2 separate regions of the Homo sapiens genome follow, and region 2 is linked to region 1. A link is an interaction called in ENCODE POLR2A ChIA-PET data of the cell type or tissue named here. Cell type or tissue: GM12878. All regions are shown on one strand. Links, peaks and the distances in the headings refer to the core of each region. The heading gives the core; the rest is flanking DNA. Region 1 overlaps MEF2C (myocyte enhancer factor 2C). Region 2 overlaps LINC02161 (long intergenic non-protein coding RNA 2161).

Region 1 (9,573 bases), core at 3,319-7,318:
CCACCATCTTAGCTTTGGCTTCCATCACCATTTGAATAAATATTTCAGCAACTCGGCCGGGCGCGGTGGCTCACGCCTGTAATCCCAGCACTTTGGGAGGCCGAGGCGGGTGGATCATGAGGTCAGGAGATCGAGACCATCCTGGCTAACAAGGTGAAACCCCGTCTCTACTAAAAATACAAAAAATTAGCCGGGCGCGGTGGCGGGCGCCTGTAGTCCCAGCTACTCGGGAGGCTGAGGCAGGAGAATGGCGTGAACCCGGGAAGCGGAGCTTGCAGTGAGCCGAGATTGCGCCACTGCAGTCCGCAGTCCGACCTGGGCGACAGAGCGAGACTCCGTCTCAAAAAAAAAAAAAAAAAAAAAAAAAAAATATTTCAGCAACTCTCCATCTGGGCCTCTGGTCTCTACTTGAGGGGTTCTTCACCAGGCCTTAAGAGGAGTTTCAGGCCTTCAGAGGAGTTCCTTAAAGCTGTATGCAAACTTTTGTGCATTTGTGTGATGCTAACCAACCCACTCAAGGAAGTCTTTCTGAACTGCTACTTCCATCATGTTCCTTTTTCATACATGAGTGCTTAACACAGTTGAGTCAGTGCCCTGCCTGGCTCTCAGAACTGTCTACAGTTGACACACTCTATCTATGAAACCTAATTTCCAATGGTCACAGCCTGCCTTATGGTCCTCGGAATATATGCAAATCTTTGCTCTAGCAGTTCAATAACTGGCAGTATTGGCTCTCCTGTTTAATTCAAATTTATCTTTTAAGGATCAACTAAAGTTCCAACTCTTTCATGATGCCTTTCAGACAACTTCAGCCCACACTGAATTCACTCCCCTCTGCTGCAATTAGTGGCAGCGATAATACACAGAGTACTAGTTCTTTATATGTTTCAGGTGCTTCACAAATAGATATATAGAATATGCTAGAAAAATTAAGAATTATTCAGGAAAGGCACTAAAAGGTAAGTTATTGAGGGACAATGAGGTGAGAACTGAAAATGTAATGAGTAACTTGTTAAATTGAAACATCAAGGGTCTCTTCTCTTTATGCTACTTGAGAAAATTTTATATTTTAGATAATGATTGCAAATTGATGACCAAGTACACTATTGAGACAAACTGCTTATCTACCATATATATGAAAGCCAGGAAATCATGTAAGTGCCCACCTACTAAATTTGTTTATAGAGAGTTAATTAAAGCGTCTTTTCTACCTGTTGCACCTGTTAATCATTTCACAGCACATTACCTTAGCTAACTGCAAGTGGTAGAATTAAACAAGTCAGACATTTTCCCTAATGAAAATGAAAAGTTGAAGTCTCTGATATTTTCTTCCACACTGACGAGTATTTGTTGCCACAGGTTGTCGTTATATCAAGGTAAATCTCAATACTAATTTACTCATACAGAACTTTTCACCAAAAGATAAGCTGCATGGTATCCTAGGGAAAAGAATGGTGGCAGGGTGGCTATTAAGAGTGAACAGGAATTTATCAGATGGTTCAGAGAGAGGCTTTGCGGAGAGAAGGAATGCAGGACAGAGAGATCTCAGAGTTTAGAAGGAGGGGCATTCCTCTGAAGATGAAACAATGGATCTTGAAGAGCAGAAAGTTTTCCGAAGTTGAAAAAGAAGGCTTGGCTAACATGAACCTCTAAGATTATGTTAACTTTACACTGTAGGCTTTATACTAAGCTTTTACCAAATTTTATACTCTAGAAAATGAGTGCCTAAGATAGCTTCTTAGTTGTTAGCTTTATTAAATTTGTGTTAGGAAAGGAACAATGATGGCAGTGGAAAGGAGAGACAAAAGGGGGTTGGACTGCTGTTAGAGAAGCTAGTTAGAACGCCTTGCTCTAGAATACATGAGAAATGATGTCTGAATGAGGCAGCGCAGAGAGAAAGGTTTACAGGCATCCAGGAGTTGGGGACAAAAAAAAGATAAGGCAGAGTAATCTAGGTTCTACTCAAAATGTTTCTGTTAAGAGTTCTCTCAACCCTACAGAGCCTTAGTTTTCTCAATAGAAGTATTTCCCTAGTGTGAGAGAAGCATGAAAGTAATCTGAATGAGAGGCTCTCAGGTACTCATCTGAGGCAGTCATTGACAATCTTACCATCCAACAATATTAGCAATCGCTAACACAGTGTATAGTATTATTTACCAACAACACAACATTAAGCATACACATTAACTGCTCAGAAGAGTACCAGGCACTTGTAACTGCTATGTAAGTGCTAGATATTGTACATGGATATAAAGCACTTTTAATCTTCACAAGAACAACCCTGTGGGATACTAATAGTATCCCTATGAAAAATGAGAAATGAGAAAACCGAAGAAAAGAGAGGTCCAGGAATTTGCTCAATGTCAAACAGCTATCAACTGGTGAAGCTATGATTTGAACCCAAGCAGTATGTCCAGAGTCCATGCCCTGAAGTACAACACTACACTGCTCCTTCAGAACCAGTCATGCTCTGAGATAGTGAAAGCCTTTCTATGTCGAGTCTCATTTGCAAATTATGGGGATACAAATGAAGAGAGGACACAACTAGGGACAGGACAGTCAAGGTTGTCCTAAGCCAGAGGTGATGTGCAAGTTTGAGGGACATGTTGTAAGGTCAACTTGGGCATAGTAAATAGTAGTTCTGGTTCAGAAGACACTGAATTCTCATAAAGAGGCACAGAATGGTGATGTTCAAACCATATTTCTGGTCTCTTTCTGGATAAATAAATATTTACAAGTAGGAAATACTGAGTTTAGCTACACTGAACACCAGAGTAGCTGTTTAACTTTTAGTGTGCTATTTTGAGTGGATGATTAAATATGCTTTTAAAAGTAGATTTTGTAATATTTTAGTCAATAATCTTCTCCCCTGTAATATACTTAAATGGTAATGATGCTTACTTACTTACTGTCAATTTAAGAGACCAGCTTCTATCAGAAACACCCAATGTTACAGTGAAATGTCCAGTATTTTTTAGTATCTGCGATTAGTTGTTACCCGGGAAATAACTTCTAATATATAAATGTATAAAAATAATTTTGTTTAGTAATTTGTTAATAGTATCTGATTTTGAGGGATTTGAAGCAAATTGACACAGGAAAACATTAAGCTGAACACACAGCTGGACCTCTGAAGTATCAATTTGCTGCTTTTACTTCAACAAAATGTTTTACTCACTTTAAAAAAAAAATAAAGCAATTTTGAAAACAGTTACAGCATACTGGGTTGTTAGACAGGAAATGTCACATACATAATAATGCTCACTATCATCAATTAATTTTATATTTTAGTTTTTAAAGTTTTAAGATTAAAAGTTAGTTTCCAATATCAGGATATTGTTTTGTGCCTCAAATGAACATACATCTTTTTATAGAAAATTACTTTAAATTGTGTATCATAAACTTGCTCATACAATCCCCTACTCTACTGGAAGTGACAGTTGAAAAAAAAATTAGTGGAAAAATATGATCTTCTAGACTGCAGTCCTAGCCTGAATGCCTGAAACCTTGTTACATATGCTAGGAACTGTGAGTTATTCAGCTGTTGTGTATCAAAATCAGTTTTGTTTTTATTTTTATTTTTTTGAGAAAAAAAGATATTTTACATTGAATAGCTCTAAGAGAAAAGGCAACCACAAAACATTCAGGGGTCAGAAATCTGGGTATGATGAAAATTTCAATATGCTTAATGTAGAAAGGGGGCAAATCAGATTTCTGATTCTTATCTTGCTAAAGACTCCTAATTAGGGATTCTTACACACAAAATAAAGGCTCCACTTTTTCTGGGGGTTTCTTAGGGAAATTATATAATAATGCATAATGTTAAACTATGAAGAAACTTCTCTGAAACCTCAGTGCATTTTGTGGTATATTCTTAGAGAAATACCCCAAGACTATACCAAAGCCAAGAACTATTCTTGGCCATACCAGTTCAGGGGCATCAGACGTTCTAAAAAGAGAGCTGTCTCTTCTCTTTGACCATGTCACCTGATGCTGGACCAGAGCTTCAGGAATTTCATATCTAGCCTATTTGTCCTTGACGTTTCTTGGGCTGTGTTTTGTTCAGCGATTTTGCGTGTGTGTGTGTGTGTGTGTGTGTGTGTGTGTGTGTGAAATTAACAGTCTGTCAATGAGACAATGAGCTTTTAACGTACAGCACATACTGTGTAAGCTCTGGATTGTGAGGGAGAGGTAAAGAAATTTTACTTATTACTAAGTTGTTTTTCCAAAGATTGAGAGTCCATCAAGTAGGTTTGTGTTGGCGAACATTTTCTCATTTGTCCTAACTGTCATGCGGATTTAGGCATCACCATCCCAGCTTTTGACAGATGAGGAAACTGAGGCTTAAGAAGCTTCCGTTACTTGACTGAGATCACCCTGTCAGCAAGGAAGAGGCTTTGATTTGAATCCAAAATGCAGGTTGCTACCACTACATTACAAAAGCCAGATGTCTGAGATTTAGCATGCATCCTTGTATTTGCAAATAAGGAAGAAATTGACAATCTGATGTCTCCAGTACAAAAAAAAAAAAAACCCAAATATCATTCTCCTTTGGGTACTGATTTACTGAAGGGATAGTTTTTAATTGCACCATAAAAATGCTATTGAACCACACTATCTTTAAAAAATTCCATTTAACTATGAATGATAGATTTATGACTCATTTAATTGTTCACTTCTTGAGATTTTGGGGCTGTCTCTTTGCTAAAAATGAGGGGGTGTCTTCATTATTGACACAATCGCTCATTCTTTCAGTCATTTTTATAAACAAAAATATTGAGACAGTATAAATTAGAGAGAGCATGACAGAAGAGAAAGAATAATTACTTGTGGTTTTAACATTTACACAACTGCTGCGAACACATCAGAAGTTCATAACGTTCAAAGTGAAATGTGTTGCACTGTACTGTACTGCTCTCACATTCTGCTTCAGATTTATTAATACATCCGCTTTACTTCCACCCTTGAGGATAGGAGCCCCGTGCTGGACATCTCTGTGAAGCCTACTGGTGTGCTCCCTTCACCACACATTTCATAAATACTACTGGAACTGCATTAAGCTAAACATTATAACCAGAAAGGCTAGAAAATCAAGAATGTAGATGATTATAACCATAGCTCACATTTATTAACAAGCACTTACTCTGGGGCAGAAACTGTGCTAGACCCCTTGCATCAGTTATCTCATTTAATTTTTACAACAATCCGGAAAAAGAGGAGTTTAACAGACTTTTCAAGGGCAATAGTGCCATCCCTAAAATAATTTGTATATCACATACTTTCCTTGGTTGTTTTATTTTTTTGAATATCTGCCTCTGGAATCTTTTCCCAAACTACTCCTTGGGCAAAAATTTTGGTCCATGGTTTTACGGTTTTCACTGAGTTGCTTAATATTAGAGCCAACTAAAGATTCAGTTTTCTTGATTGTTATGTAAATTAATGTTATAATGTTTGAATATGTAAACTGGCCATAGATTTAGTTTTCTCTTACTACTATATTATAATGTTCTATATTAGTATAGCAGGGCTTTTTCCTCCTTATACTTTAAATACAACATAATCGGTTCTTTATAATAACTGGAGGTGGTGGGTGGACTCTAAGGTCAAGAAATTGTAAAAAGAAGGCATAATGTCTAGTAAAATAGATAAACTTAAATTTGAGTTCAGTTAAAACAATTGAAATGGAGCAATAATAAATAAACACAGTGAACACTTAGCACCTTTTGGACGTATCAGTTGGTTATAAATTTAAACTGTTTATCCAAGGTTCTTGGTATAATACTTAAGTTTAACATAGCTAATGATCTTTCAAATATGATACTGTATCATGACTAAATATTCTTTGGATTGAAATTCAACTGAAACATACTATGTAAGTGTAACTGCAAAATTTAAGTGATTGGCAAAGGTTTGTCTAAAAACAGCAGATTATACTCTTGGCTGACAGCCTTGAAGCACCGAGTGAGAAAGTCCCTGGTAAGTAAAAAACTGATTTCCAAAAGAGGGGGTTTTTAACCAAATCCCCCCTTCAGCATCTGCTCTCTACTGATGCACAATGTCACATCACTGATGATTATGAAAAAAGCTTTCCTTTCTGTGTTATCTCCAAATAAAATCTTATCATGATGCCAAAGATAGGGAAGAGGAACCTAATAGGTGTATAAAGAGAAAAGACTGCTTTGAGAAAAAAAGACAAATTCTGAATAAAACTAGTATTTCAGGGGGAAATATTAACGGCTTGAATTTAATATTAAAAACAACCAAGGTTTTCTTATCCTTCACACTATTAGGTTAAATCAATGGGATATGAGTAAAGAAACCAATCTTCACAGTACTTTACTGTAGATATAGAAGGATAGAGAATAAAAAGGATACAATTTGTGAAGTCAGAAATCAGGATAAACAAAGGGCTCTAAAATCTGCTAAAACACTCTCTAGGAAGTTATAACCTAAAATTTTCTTTTTTTCCTCTGGAAATCAAACTCCTTAAGAATGAAGTCAAACCAAAGGGGTCGAAGGCATATTTTACAACATCCTGACTTAACCTGTAACATTTTTCATTTGTCTTGTCTTTGACCTGCCTTTCCCACTTCAACATGAGCCCCTAGAGAATGGTATCAAGGTAATGGTTTATCTATAATTTGCTTGGTTTTGTATATGGAAAGTGAACACTGATTTTCTTGGCAGTAGCTGCATACCACATGCTGTAGCTATCTAATTTGAGGACTAGGTTTTTTTTTTTCTTTAATCTTGATAAACTTGGTTTGGGTTAAAAATATCATTGTTACTTAATTTCATAAATAATAATAATAAAGCAATGCCGTTAGTTATTTACTTATGTTTTGGGTGAACTCCCAAGGTAAAACTGCCAATGAATTCAGAATTTTTAATTCAGAACAATTCAAACTAATGGAACAATACTTTCAAAACAGAACCCAACTATTAACCTAGATTTTTTTCATTTGCTGCTTAATAATATTTTAAAAATAATATAAAAATTATATCTTTATACTAACAATTAGTTTTCTTATTTGAGGGTAATTAAGTATCTTTCTCCCTTTCTTGAATATTGCAATCTTAAGTTATGTTTTCCTGGGCAACAAAAAATGCAAACTTGTTAAAGCCAACTTTTTAAACTAAATTTTTAACCACTTCACTGATATTTTAAGTCACTAAGTAAGAATTGCAGAGAAGTCTTTCTGGCCAATAAGAAAGTCAGCCAAGAAATTTTTGATAAGTATTCTTGAAAACAAATACTTGCAAAACAATGGTGCTGGTACAGAAAAATTAAGCATTGTCTGACCTTTCCTCTTTCCACTTAGTTCTATTTTGTAATATGCTAAGTTTTTTCTTTTTCAATGCTAGATGAATTACAAAAACATAAGCAAAATTTTATGATTATATTATCATAAAACATTGCGTGTAAATGGATTGTAAAAATATTTGTTTCTTATCTCCAATCTGAGTAAGTACTAAGTTCAAAGGTGCTGAGTCATGACCTAAGGTCTTGCTAGATGGAGTCTTTCCAGAGTCTGGAAACCAGATCTCTTATTCACTGCTCAATATTTATCCACGGCAGTACACTGCCACCATCAACTCTCCATGTATTTAGCTGACATAAATTAAGCATTCCAGAAGTGACAATGCTTGATAACCAAATGCATAAAATAGTCAACAATTAACATTCAAAATAAGAAAACAGATGTTAGTTTCTTTTTTATAAAATTATATCTAATTTACAATAAATGCCAATTAAAATTATTAACCAATATACATAAATCTCCTTTGCCTTACTGTCAAATAGCTATGTAGATTGTAAAATTATCTTAAATGTTCAAAGGAATTCCTAAAGGTTTTTCATTTCTTTTTTCTCTTTTTTTGATCTCAACTATGAATCAATAACTCCTTGAGCATACTGGTCCTTTCTACTCAATAAAAGGCAATCGTATTATCAAAGTGAAAACAAAGGATACTAACGGGATAGTGAATAATCCAACACAAGGCATTGCTCTGCTAATGGTTATTTCCATTAAATCTAATGACTACAAACAACCGAACTTGATCTTACCATCATCAATAACCACTCAGATTAGCATGTTAAAAGCTTTAATGTGGTCAGGCATGGTGGCTCACGCCTGTAATCCCAGCACTTTGGGAGGCCGAGGTGGGCGGATTGCCTGAGCTCAGGAGTTTGTGACCAGCCTGGACAACGGGTGAAACCCCATCTCTACTAAAATACAGAATATTAGCTGGGCATGGCAGCGTGCACCTGTAGTCCCAGCTACTCAGGAGGCTGAGGCAGGAGAGTTGCTTGAACCCAGGAGGCGGAGGTTGCAGTGACCTGAGATCACACCACTGCACTCCAGCCTGGGTGACAGAACAAGACTCCGTCTCAAAAAAAAAAGTTTTATAGAGTTATGACAAAATGTTATTTTAAAAGCAGTGACTTTTCATTTAGGTTGTTAAGAGGAAAGAATTAAGTAGTGGATGAATAACCATCAACTGAAACCTTAGAAAAGTCACTGTTACTAACTAATGTATTATAATGACTTGCTGTATATTTCTCTTATACCAAGAGTACAACTCCATCCTGCTACTTCTTTATTACCCTTTGTCTTCATCTTTGAAAGTATTTCAAGTTAAGTGATGATAAGAAGTTGTATTAAGAGGTGATTTGTGATGGTCTGAGATACCAACCCACATTTCATTTACTACTATATGTCAGCTCTTCAGGTTTTCCGTTAAGAATATTAGAGGAGTTAATGAAACTTTGCTTTATTGGCCCAGGGTACTCAGCCATTTAATCAAATGGTTAATTAAACATTCGTTGTATACTGTTTCAGAAGAATACATTATTTTTGTGAGTTACAGATCAAGGGTATATCTTTTTTTATTGAAAATTACATAATTTATTTGAAATGTTCCTTCTGGTTTACATCAACACTATTAAAACTTCATGGCTAGAAGATCTATTTTTCCCTTACTCAGCTAACAAACATTTACCAAGTATCTGCTGTGTGCTAACGCTTAGGTGTTAAACTGGGCATACAAACTGAATGAGAAAGAGTTTGCCTCCACAGAGCTGAGCGTCCTAGAGAGATGTGCCCAGATGTTGCAATCATAATGCAATGAGAAATGTAATGTTGGTACAGGCTACTATGTAAGCACAGGAAAGAGGTGCATAACTTGTCTGTTAGAGTCAGGAAAGGCTTTTCTCAAATGGCTGAACTGAATTCTGTGGGATGACAAAGAGTGCTCAATAGCATGAAGCAGAAGAAGGAAAGGCATGCTAGGATTGCATAGGTAAGAGTAAGCGGCCGTGACATTGCCAAGTGGCGGCACAGTGTAGCAATTAAGAGCACACACTGAGGCCGGGTGCAGAGGCTCACGCCTGTAATCCTAGCACTTTGGGAAGCCAAGGAGAGAGGATTGCTTGAATCCAGGAGTTCAAGACCAGCCTGAAAACCATAGCAAGACCCCATCTCTATAAGGAAAAAAATTAAAAAATTAGCCAGGCATGGTGGTGCATGCCTGTGGTCCCAGCTACTCAGTAGGCTGAGGGAGGTGGACTGC
Region 2 (9,573 bases), core at 3,313-7,312, 940 kb after region 1:
ACATAGACTTGCTGAATGGATGAAAAAAACAAGACCCATTCATCTGTTGTCTACAAGAAACACACTTCACCTATAAAGACACACATAGACTGAAAATAAACAGATGGAAAAAGATATTTCATGCCAATCGAAATAAACAAACAAACGAGGAGTGCTATACTTAAACAAAATAAATTTTAAGACAAAAACTACAAGAAGAGACAATGTTAGTCACTATATATTGATATAATGGACAATTCAAAAGAGGATAAAACAATTTGAAATATATATGCACTAAACACTGGAGCACCCAGACACATAAAGGAAATATTATTATAGCTAACGAGAGGAATAGGCTCTAATACAATAAGAGCTGGAGACTTCAACACCCCATTTTCAGCATTAAACTGATCTTCCAGACAGAAAATCCACAAAGAAACATCAGATTTAATCTTCACTACAGACCAAATGAATCTAATAGGTATTTACAGAACATGTCATCCAAGAGCTGCAGAATACACATTCTTTTCCTCAGCACATGAATCATTCTCAAGGATACACCATATCATTAGGACACAAAACAAGTCCTGAAACATTCAAAAGAAATTGAAATAATATCAAGCATCTTGTCTGACCACAATGGAATAAAACTAGAAATCAATAACAAGAGGAATTTCGGAAACTATACAAATACATGGAAATTAAATAATATGCTACTGAATGACTAGTGGGTCAATGAAGAAATTAAGAAGGAAATTGAAAATTCTCTTAAAACAAACGATAATGGAAACAACATGCCAAAACCTATGGGATACAGCAAAAGCAGTACTAAGGGGGAAGTTTATACCTATAAGTGCCTACATTAAAAAAAGGAAAATATTCAAATAAACAATATAATGGTGTATCTTAAAGAACTAGAAAAACAAAAGCAAACCAAACCCCAAATTAACAGAAGAAAATAAATAATAAAGATCAGTGCAGAAATAAATGAAATTGAAATTTTAAAAAATACCAAAGACCAATGAAACAGTGGATTTTTTGAAAAGTTAAACAAAATTGAGAAACCTTTAGCCAGACTAAGAAACAAAGATAGAATATCCAAAAAAATAAAATCAGAAATAAGAAAGCAGATATTACAACTGATACTATAGAAAATCAAAGAATCATTAGTGGCTACTATGAGCAATTATATGCCAATAAAGTGGAATATTTAGAAGAAATATACAAATTCCTAGATACATGTAACCTACCAAGATTGATCCAGGAAGAAATCCAAAACCTGAACAGACCAACAACAAGTAATGAGATAGAAGCCATAATAAAATGACTGGGCAGGATGGCTCATGCCTGACATCCTAGCATTTTGGGAGGCCAAGGTGGGTGGATCAGTTGAGGTCAGAAGTTTGAGACCAGACTGGGCAAAATGGTGAAAATCTGTCTCTACTGAAAATACAATAATTAGCCGGGTGAGGTGGCATGCACCTGTATTCCCAGCTACTCTGGAGGGCACAAAAATTGCTTGAGCCTGGGAGGCAGAGGTTGCAGTGTGCCGAGACTGTGCCACTGCACTCCAGTCTGAGTGATAGAGCAAGACTCTGTCTTAAAAAAAAAAAAAGCCATAATATTCTCTCAGTAAAGAAAGCCCAGAACCTGATGGCTTCACTGCTGAATTCTACCAAATGCTTGAAGAAGAACTGATACCAAACCTATTCAAACTATTCCAAAAAATAGATGAGAGAATACTTTTAAACTCATTCTATGAGACCAGTATTACCCTGTTATGGAAACAAAGATATATCAAGTAAAGAAAAATACAGGCCAATATATCTGATGAGTATTGACTCAAAAATCTTCTACAAAAATACTAGCAAACCGAATTCAACAATACATTAGAGGCCAAGCGTGGTGGCTCACACCTGTAATCCCAGAACTTTGGGAGGCTGAGGCAGGTGGATCACCTGAGGTCAGGAGTTTGAGACCAGCCTGACCAACAGGGCGAAACCCTGTCTCTACTAAAAACTCAAAATTAGCCAGGTGTGGTGGTGCATGCCTGTAATCGCAGTTACTTGGGAAGCTGAGGCAGGAGAATCGCTTGAATCTGGGAGGTGGAGGTTGCAGTGAGCCAAGACTGCACCATTGCACTCCAGCCTGGACAACAACAGTGAAACTCTGTCTCAAAAGAAAAAAAAATACATTAGAAAGGTCATTTATCATGACCAAGTAAAAAATATTCCTGGGATGCAAGGATGGCTCAACATGTGCAAACCAATGTGGTATACCAACAGAATGAAGGATAAATACCATATGATTATTTTAATTGGTGTTGAAAAAGCATTCATCCTTTCATGAGAAAAATATTCAAAACACTGGAGATAGAAGGAAGATACCTTAACATGATACAAGCCATATATGACAGACCCACAGCTAGTATCATACGGAATGGGGAAAATTAGAAAGGCTTTCCTCTAAGATCTGAAACATAACAAGGATGCCCACTGTCACCACTGTTATTCAACATCGTACTGGAAGTCCCAGCTACAACTATCAGACAACAGAAAAAAATAAAGAGCATCCAAATTGGAAAAGAAGAAGTGAAATTATTGTGTTTGCAGATGATATGATCTTATATTTGGAAAAACTATAAGACTCAAAAAGAAACTTATTAGAACTGATAAACAAATTCAGTCAAATTGCAGAATACAAAATCTACATACGTACATCAGCAGCGTTTTTTAAATACCAACAGTAAACAATGTGAAAAGGAAATTAAAAAAATCCCATTTACAATAGCCACACACAAAATTAAGTACTAGGAATTCACTTAACAAAAGAAGTGAAAGATTTCTTTAATGAAAACTATAAAATACTGATGAAAGAAATTGAAGAGGACATCAAAAAATGAGAAACTATTCCATGTTCATGGATTGGAAGAATCAACACTGTTAAAATGTCCATACTACCCAAAGCAATCTACGGATTCAATGAAATCTTCATCAAATTACCAATAACATTCTTCACAGAAATACAATGAACAATCCTGAAATTTATATGGAACCACAAAAGACCCAGAATAGCCAAAGCTATTCTAAGCAAAAAGAACAACTGGAGGAATCACATTACCTGACTTCCAATTATACTACAGGACTACAGTGATCAAAACTAGCATAAAATACATGCACATAGACCAATAGAACAGAATAGAGGACGCAGAAACAAATTCATCTATAGTGAACTAATTTTTGACAAGGCTGCCAGGAACACACACTGGGGAAAAGACAGTCTCTTTAATTAATGGTGTTAGAAAACTGGATTTCCATATTCAAAGAATGAAACTAGAGCCCTATCTCTCCCCACATAAAAAATCAAATCAAAATATATTAAAGCCTTAAATCTAAGACCTGAATCTGTGAAACTACTACAAGAAAACATGGAAGGAAAATCTCCAGGACATTGGTCTGGGCAAAAATTTATTGAGTAATAACCCACAAGCACAGGCAACCAAAGCAAAAATGGAGAAATGGGATCACATCAAGCTGAAATGCTTCTACACAGCAAAAAATACAGTCAGCATAGTGAAGAGACAACCCACAGAATGGGAGATAATTGCAAACTACTCATCTGACAAAGAATTAATAACCAGAATATATCAGAAGCTCAAACAACTATACAAAAAAAAAAAACAACTAATAATGTGATCAAAAATTGGCAAAAGATTTGAATAGACATTTCTCAAAAGAAGACACACAAAGGGCAAACAGGCTCAACATCACTGGTCATCAGAAAAATGCAAATCAGTGCGATGTCATCTCACCCCAGTTAAAATGGCTCATATCCAAAATACAGGCAATAACAAACACTGGCAAAGATGCGGAGAAAAGGGAACCCTGTACATTGTTGGTGAGAATGTAAATTACGCAGTCACTTTGGAGAACAGTTTGGAGGTTCCTCAAAAGACTAAACGTTGAGCTACCATTATGATCCAGCAACCCACAGCTGGGTATATACCCAAAAGAAAGGAAATCTGTATATTGAGGAGATATCTGCACTCCTATATTTGTTGCAGCTGTATTTACAATAGCTAAGATTTGGAAGCAACATAAGGGTACATCAACAGATTAGTGGATAAAGAAAATGTGGCAAGTATACACAATGGAGCAATGGAGTACTATTCAGCCATATAAAAGAATGACATATAGTTATTTGCAACAACATGGATGGAACTGGAGATCATTATGTTAATTGAAATAAGCCAGGCATAGAAAGAAAAACAGCACATGTTCTTAATTATTTGTGGAATCTAAAAATCAAAACAATTGAACTCATGGACAGAGAGAGTAGAATGATGGTTACTGAAGGCTTGGAAGGGTAGTGCAGTGTGGGTGCTGTGGGTGAGGTGGGGATAGTTAATGGGCACAAAAAATTAGAAAGAATATAGAAGACCTACTATTTGATAGCACAATAGGATGACTATAGGCAATAATAAATTTTTTGTACATTTTAAAATAACTTAAAGAGTGTAATTGGATTGTTTGTTACTCCAAGGAAAAATACTTGAGGGGATGGATACTTCATTCTCCATGACATGATTATTTCATATTGCCTGCTGTATCAAAACATCTCATGTACCCCACAAAGATACAAACCTACTATGTATCCACAGAAGTTAAACATAAAAATTTTTAAAAAAGAAATAAAATGCTCAAAGAATACATGTAAGATAAGTACAAATAAAACTGCATTAGATATATCATTGTCAAATTAGTGAACAACAAGTTTAAAGGAAAAATATCCTTAAAAAATAAATAGTTGGCCAGGCGCAGTGGCTCACACCTGTAATCCCAGCACTTTGGGAGGCCGAGGCTGGCAAACCACTTGAGGTCAGGAGTTTGGGACCAGCCTGGCAAACATGGTGAAACCCCATCTCTACTAAAAATACAAAAATTAGCTGGTCATGGTGGCGGGCCCTGTAATCCCAGCTACTTGTGAAGCTGAGGCAGGGGAATCACTTGAACCCGGGAGGTGGAGGTTGTAGTGAGCCAAGATCGTGCCATTGCACTCCAACCTGAGTCACAGAGCAAGACTCCATCTCAAAAATAAATAAATTAATTAAATAAACTGAGTTAAAAGACGCTTTACATTTACGTTTACAAGAGAACAACAACAGCAAAAAAGATGGTTGACATCTCATCAGAAACAATGCAAGCCAAAAGATAATAGAATGCCAACTTTAAAGTGATGAGAGAAAAATAAAAATAAAAATAGCTGTCAACTAGATTTCTACACCAAGTGAAAGTATCCTCAAAAATAAAGACAAAAGGAAGACATTTTCAAACAAAAGCTAAAAGAATTTGTTGTCAGCAAACTCAAAGTGTAAGAAATTCTAAAGGCAAATACTGAGTAGTTTAAAGTTCAGTACTGATTATTCCTTGAATATACAACTGAATTCAGTAATGCTAGATATTGTCATTGTTGTTTATGTAATGCTAAACATGAAAGCCACTAAATTATTACTCTTGACACAGAAACTTATGACCTATTAATTTATATTATCTCATAAATTTGTTTCTGTGCTTAAGCCCAGATGAAAGCTGTCCAGGTAAAGGCCCAGGGGATCAAGAACTTTAAATTAGGTGAAGACAGTCCTGACCTAAAGTCATTTGGTATGAAATACAATAAAATCTGATCCATCAGCAGAACAGAAGAACGCCAGCATATGTGCATCTTCTCCATTCATCAGCCAAGTTCTATTTTTAATTCTACAGATATTGTTTTGTTGCTATTATACACATAGGTGTTAGTTTCTAGCCACACTGTCATGTAAGTTCATTGCTGCAGTCTCTTTCCCTGGTTTTCAGTTTATATTTTTAGTTCCATGGTGACAAGCTAGCAATATCTTGTGAGAAACTAAGGTAAGTCAAGATTCTCACTATTCATTACCATTTGAAATTCAATTTTCAACCCTTCTAGCTTAGGGAAATTTTTAAAATGAATAAAATGACCTCTAGGAAAGATAGACAAGGTCAGACAAGGTCATTCAAATCAATCCTTGTACTGATGACAACTAGAACCACTAACTGGCTTTCTTACTTTCTCTCTCTCTCAATTTGTGTGTGTGTGTGTGTGTGTGTGGTGTGTGCATGTGTGTGTGGTGTGTGCTCTGTGCGTGTGTGTGTGTGTGTGTGTCCGTGTATAATCCTCTTTGTAGGCATCAGAGAATTACCAGAGCTGGAAAAAATTGTGGGTCAAGAGCTAAGAGAAAAAGGAAGTCCTTCTGGGGCCACTTATTATTTAGGAATACTGCTAATTTTGAAAGCAGGAGCTGAGAAACCAAGATGCTGAGGAGTACTTTTAACAGACTTTCAGGACTGGGTGTGGGGCCAGGGATGAGGAAATTGACATTAGAGCCACTAGGATACCCCTGATAAAAGCCTCAGTGTTTTGTCAGTATGCCAAATGGCTACATTCAGGAAGAAGGATAAACAGGAAATAAGTTAGATCTCGTAACGATGAGAGTTTCAACTCATCTCAATTTATGACTGGATTAATGTAATCTGTGTTTGCAAATGCTCCTAGACACCAAACAGAATTTTTTTTTTTTTACTAGAGAAAGATAATACTGTTCAAAATTGCAATTTATTGCTAACATTTATGTCATAATGACTGGTAATAAAGTTAAAAAAAAAAAACCAGAAATGCGGGCATGTGAAGAGGCAAAGTAATCGAACCCAAACCATGATATGAAGAAACAGATCATAGAAATAATATCTTTAAGATTCTGAAAGATACTAGCTGCTAACCTAAAATTCTATTATTTAACAATAAAGGTAAAATGAAAACATTCAAAAACAAACCTTGAGGAAATGATACTACTGGTCCTGCACAAAAAGGGAAAAATATTTTCTTGAAGCATAAGTGAAATTACTCCAGATGCAAACCCAGAAAAAGGAAGAATAAAGAGTAATTGAATGATTTAAGATGTGGATAAATCTAAATTAATACTGACTATTTGAAATAATAGTTCGGTCTCTGGGGCTTAATACATATTTATAAATTGATTGGACAAAAAATAGCATTCAATCAGAAAAAGTGTAAATGAAATGAAAGTATACTAAAATCCTGATGCTGTCTAGGAAATTATAAACATAATTTATGTTAGATTGTATCAATCTTTAAATAATGGAAGAATAATAAAAGATTGTGTATATGAAAACCAACTGATATGAAGGGGAAATGGCACCAAAAATATGCAATCTATCTAGAAAAAAGAGTGAAGAGAAGAAAGTCAATATAGAAGAGATAAAAACAGAGAGATAAAGTAAAATGATAGACTTAAAGGTAAATATATTATACCCATATTAAATATGAATAGACTATTCCAGTACAAGGAAAAGGGTTATCAGACAATAAAAATTTGGGGAAAAGCCCTGCTATTTATGAGACATATCTTCCATAGAAAAATGCAGAAAAGTTGAAAGTAAATGGATGCAAAAAGACATACCCTTTATGATATCAAACCCTGATAAGAACATAAGATTTCAGGTTAATGTCGCTGATGAAAAAAGAAAAAACTGTAAAATACTATTATTTTAACTTTCATGAGTTTCCTCTCTCCGTTATGGACCAATTAAAACATTTTCAAATGCCAGCACTTGGAATTTACCCTTGCGTATTTTCTTAGGATGTATCCAGAAATATTTCTCTATGTACTCCCATTCCTAACATGGTCTTCATTCCTGGGTTCCTGAACCCTGTCTTCATACATGTGTACTGTTCCAGGGATTTATTTTTGATCTAATGGTATATATCACATGATGAGCATCTAATTTGGTTACCTTCCTTGACATTATGCTGGCCTCTGATAGTGACCAGGTGTTCCTGGTTCACTCATACACATGTAATTAATACACCTAGGTTCCTCATGTTGATATTTTGAGGTATTTTGTCTTTCTGTGTATCAAATGTTGCTTTTATTTCTGGCACTTTTGTTTTTCTTTTTTGTTGTTGTTGTTTAATAAGAAAATTGTACAGCATACTTTTCAGCACAACGTATTTATTTAGGGCAAAAAGTTGATAAAAACTACAAGTGGTAATAATCATTTAGTTACCATAAATGTTGTCTCTAGATAGTGTTAACTTGACTATATTTTAACAACCAAATTATTTCTCCCCAAAACAGATATAAACATTTTCAAAATTCAGTTAATCTTTGTGTAATTCATTCAAGGATTTTATAGCAGTTTTTGTAGTCTTTCATAATAACATTCCAGGGTTTCTTTAATAAATGTTCTTCTTGAACCAATGGTTCATAATTTCCTAAGGATTACAGAAAAAAAACAACTAAATGAATAACGAGATACCATGTATCTAGATAAAAAGATGAAATATTATAAAGATATGAGTGCTTCCCAAATTAATCTATGACCTTATTGCAATCTTAAAGAATATATCAGAAAGTTTGTTTTTTCATATCTGACAAAATTGTTCAGATAATTTTCTGGAGGATATATTTGAAGGATGTGAAACATTTGAAAAATTAACATTATGCCATATGTAAAAATTACTAAATAAATTAAATTAGAATTATATCAACAGCAAAGAAGAGAAAAACCAGAAACAGATAAAATTATATTTAATAATTGAGGATATAATAAATATCACATGCCAAATCCATGGAGAAAGAATTAAAGAGCATTTGGAAAACTTTTAATCATTGGGAAATAAAATTTGATTCCTATATCATATCATACATCAAAATTCTAGATGAATAAAAGATCTAAATAAAAACACTAGAATAAATATTAATGTTAATTCTGTTATTTGAAATAAAAAATTATGTATGATCTCACCAAAATAGAAAGTATGAAGGAAAAGATTGTCACATTTCACTATTAAAAATACCAAATAAAAAACCTTATCTTATTTGTAACATATATGAGGACAAAGAATCAGTATAATTAATATGTAAATATTTCTCACAAATCAAGAAAAAGTCACCAGTAACAAGTTGGACAAAGTGGGGAAAAGCAAAAATTAACCAAAAGAAGAAACACAGGAAAAAATTTCACATCATCAATAATTAATAAATACAAATTTAAACAATGAAATATAAATATTATCTTTCAAGCTAGAAATGACATCTAATGAGGCTCAGAATCTGGAGAAAATTACTTTTCACAATACCAGAGTAAGGTAAATCAGTATATTTTCTATGAAAGAATTGACGATACATATCACAAGGGTTAAAATATTTACCACTCTTTGATCTATCATAGGGAAACAATCATGAAAGTACAGAATATTTGGCTATGAGAATACACACTGTTTATGATAGTGAAAAATTGGAAGTACCTTAAAAAGACTACTTAAGCAACGTATGATAGACAGATTTAATGAACAGTATGCAGCCGTTAAAAATAAAACCCTGGATCATATTAATGGAATAAAACGTGATAAAATTTGTGCTAAGTCATATACAGTGTAACTACCCGAAAATATGGGCATGTGTCCAATTAGCAGTAGAAAAATTATGCATGTAATTTTTTTCCTTAATTTGCCTACCTGTTTTTCCTAATATATTAACACTTAACATATAAA

The links. Peaks named below come from ENCODE experiments on the same cell type or tissue, not always from the same donor. Only the 100,000 strongest peaks of a DNase experiment are listed, where the experiment ranks them.
Region 2: POLR2A ChIA-PET joins it to region 1 with 5 read pairs; 1 of 35 experiments calls an interaction of 5 or more read pairs at or near these places.

What each region holds. Positions count from the first base shown.
Region 1 is chr5:88,736,159-88,745,731 of GRCh38, forward strand. All of the region lies in intron 6 of MEF2C (myocyte enhancer factor 2C), which reads right to left. Among named protein-coding and RNA genes, the nearest start is that of GSCAR, 44 kb to the left of the region's middle. RefSeq lists enhancers at 368-417, 7,256-8,455. In GM12878, for the core only: no CTCF peak of the experiment used is centred there; no DNase peak of the experiment used is centred there; H3K27ac peaks cover 3,122 bases.
Region 2 is chr5:89,680,181-89,689,753 of GRCh38, forward strand. The region is part of intron 1 of LINC02161 (long intergenic non-protein coding RNA 2161); the gene reads left to right. Among named protein-coding and RNA genes, the nearest start is that of LINC02161, 100 kb to the left of the region's middle. In GM12878, for the core only: no CTCF peak of the experiment used is centred there; a DNase peak (open chromatin) is centred at 5,778.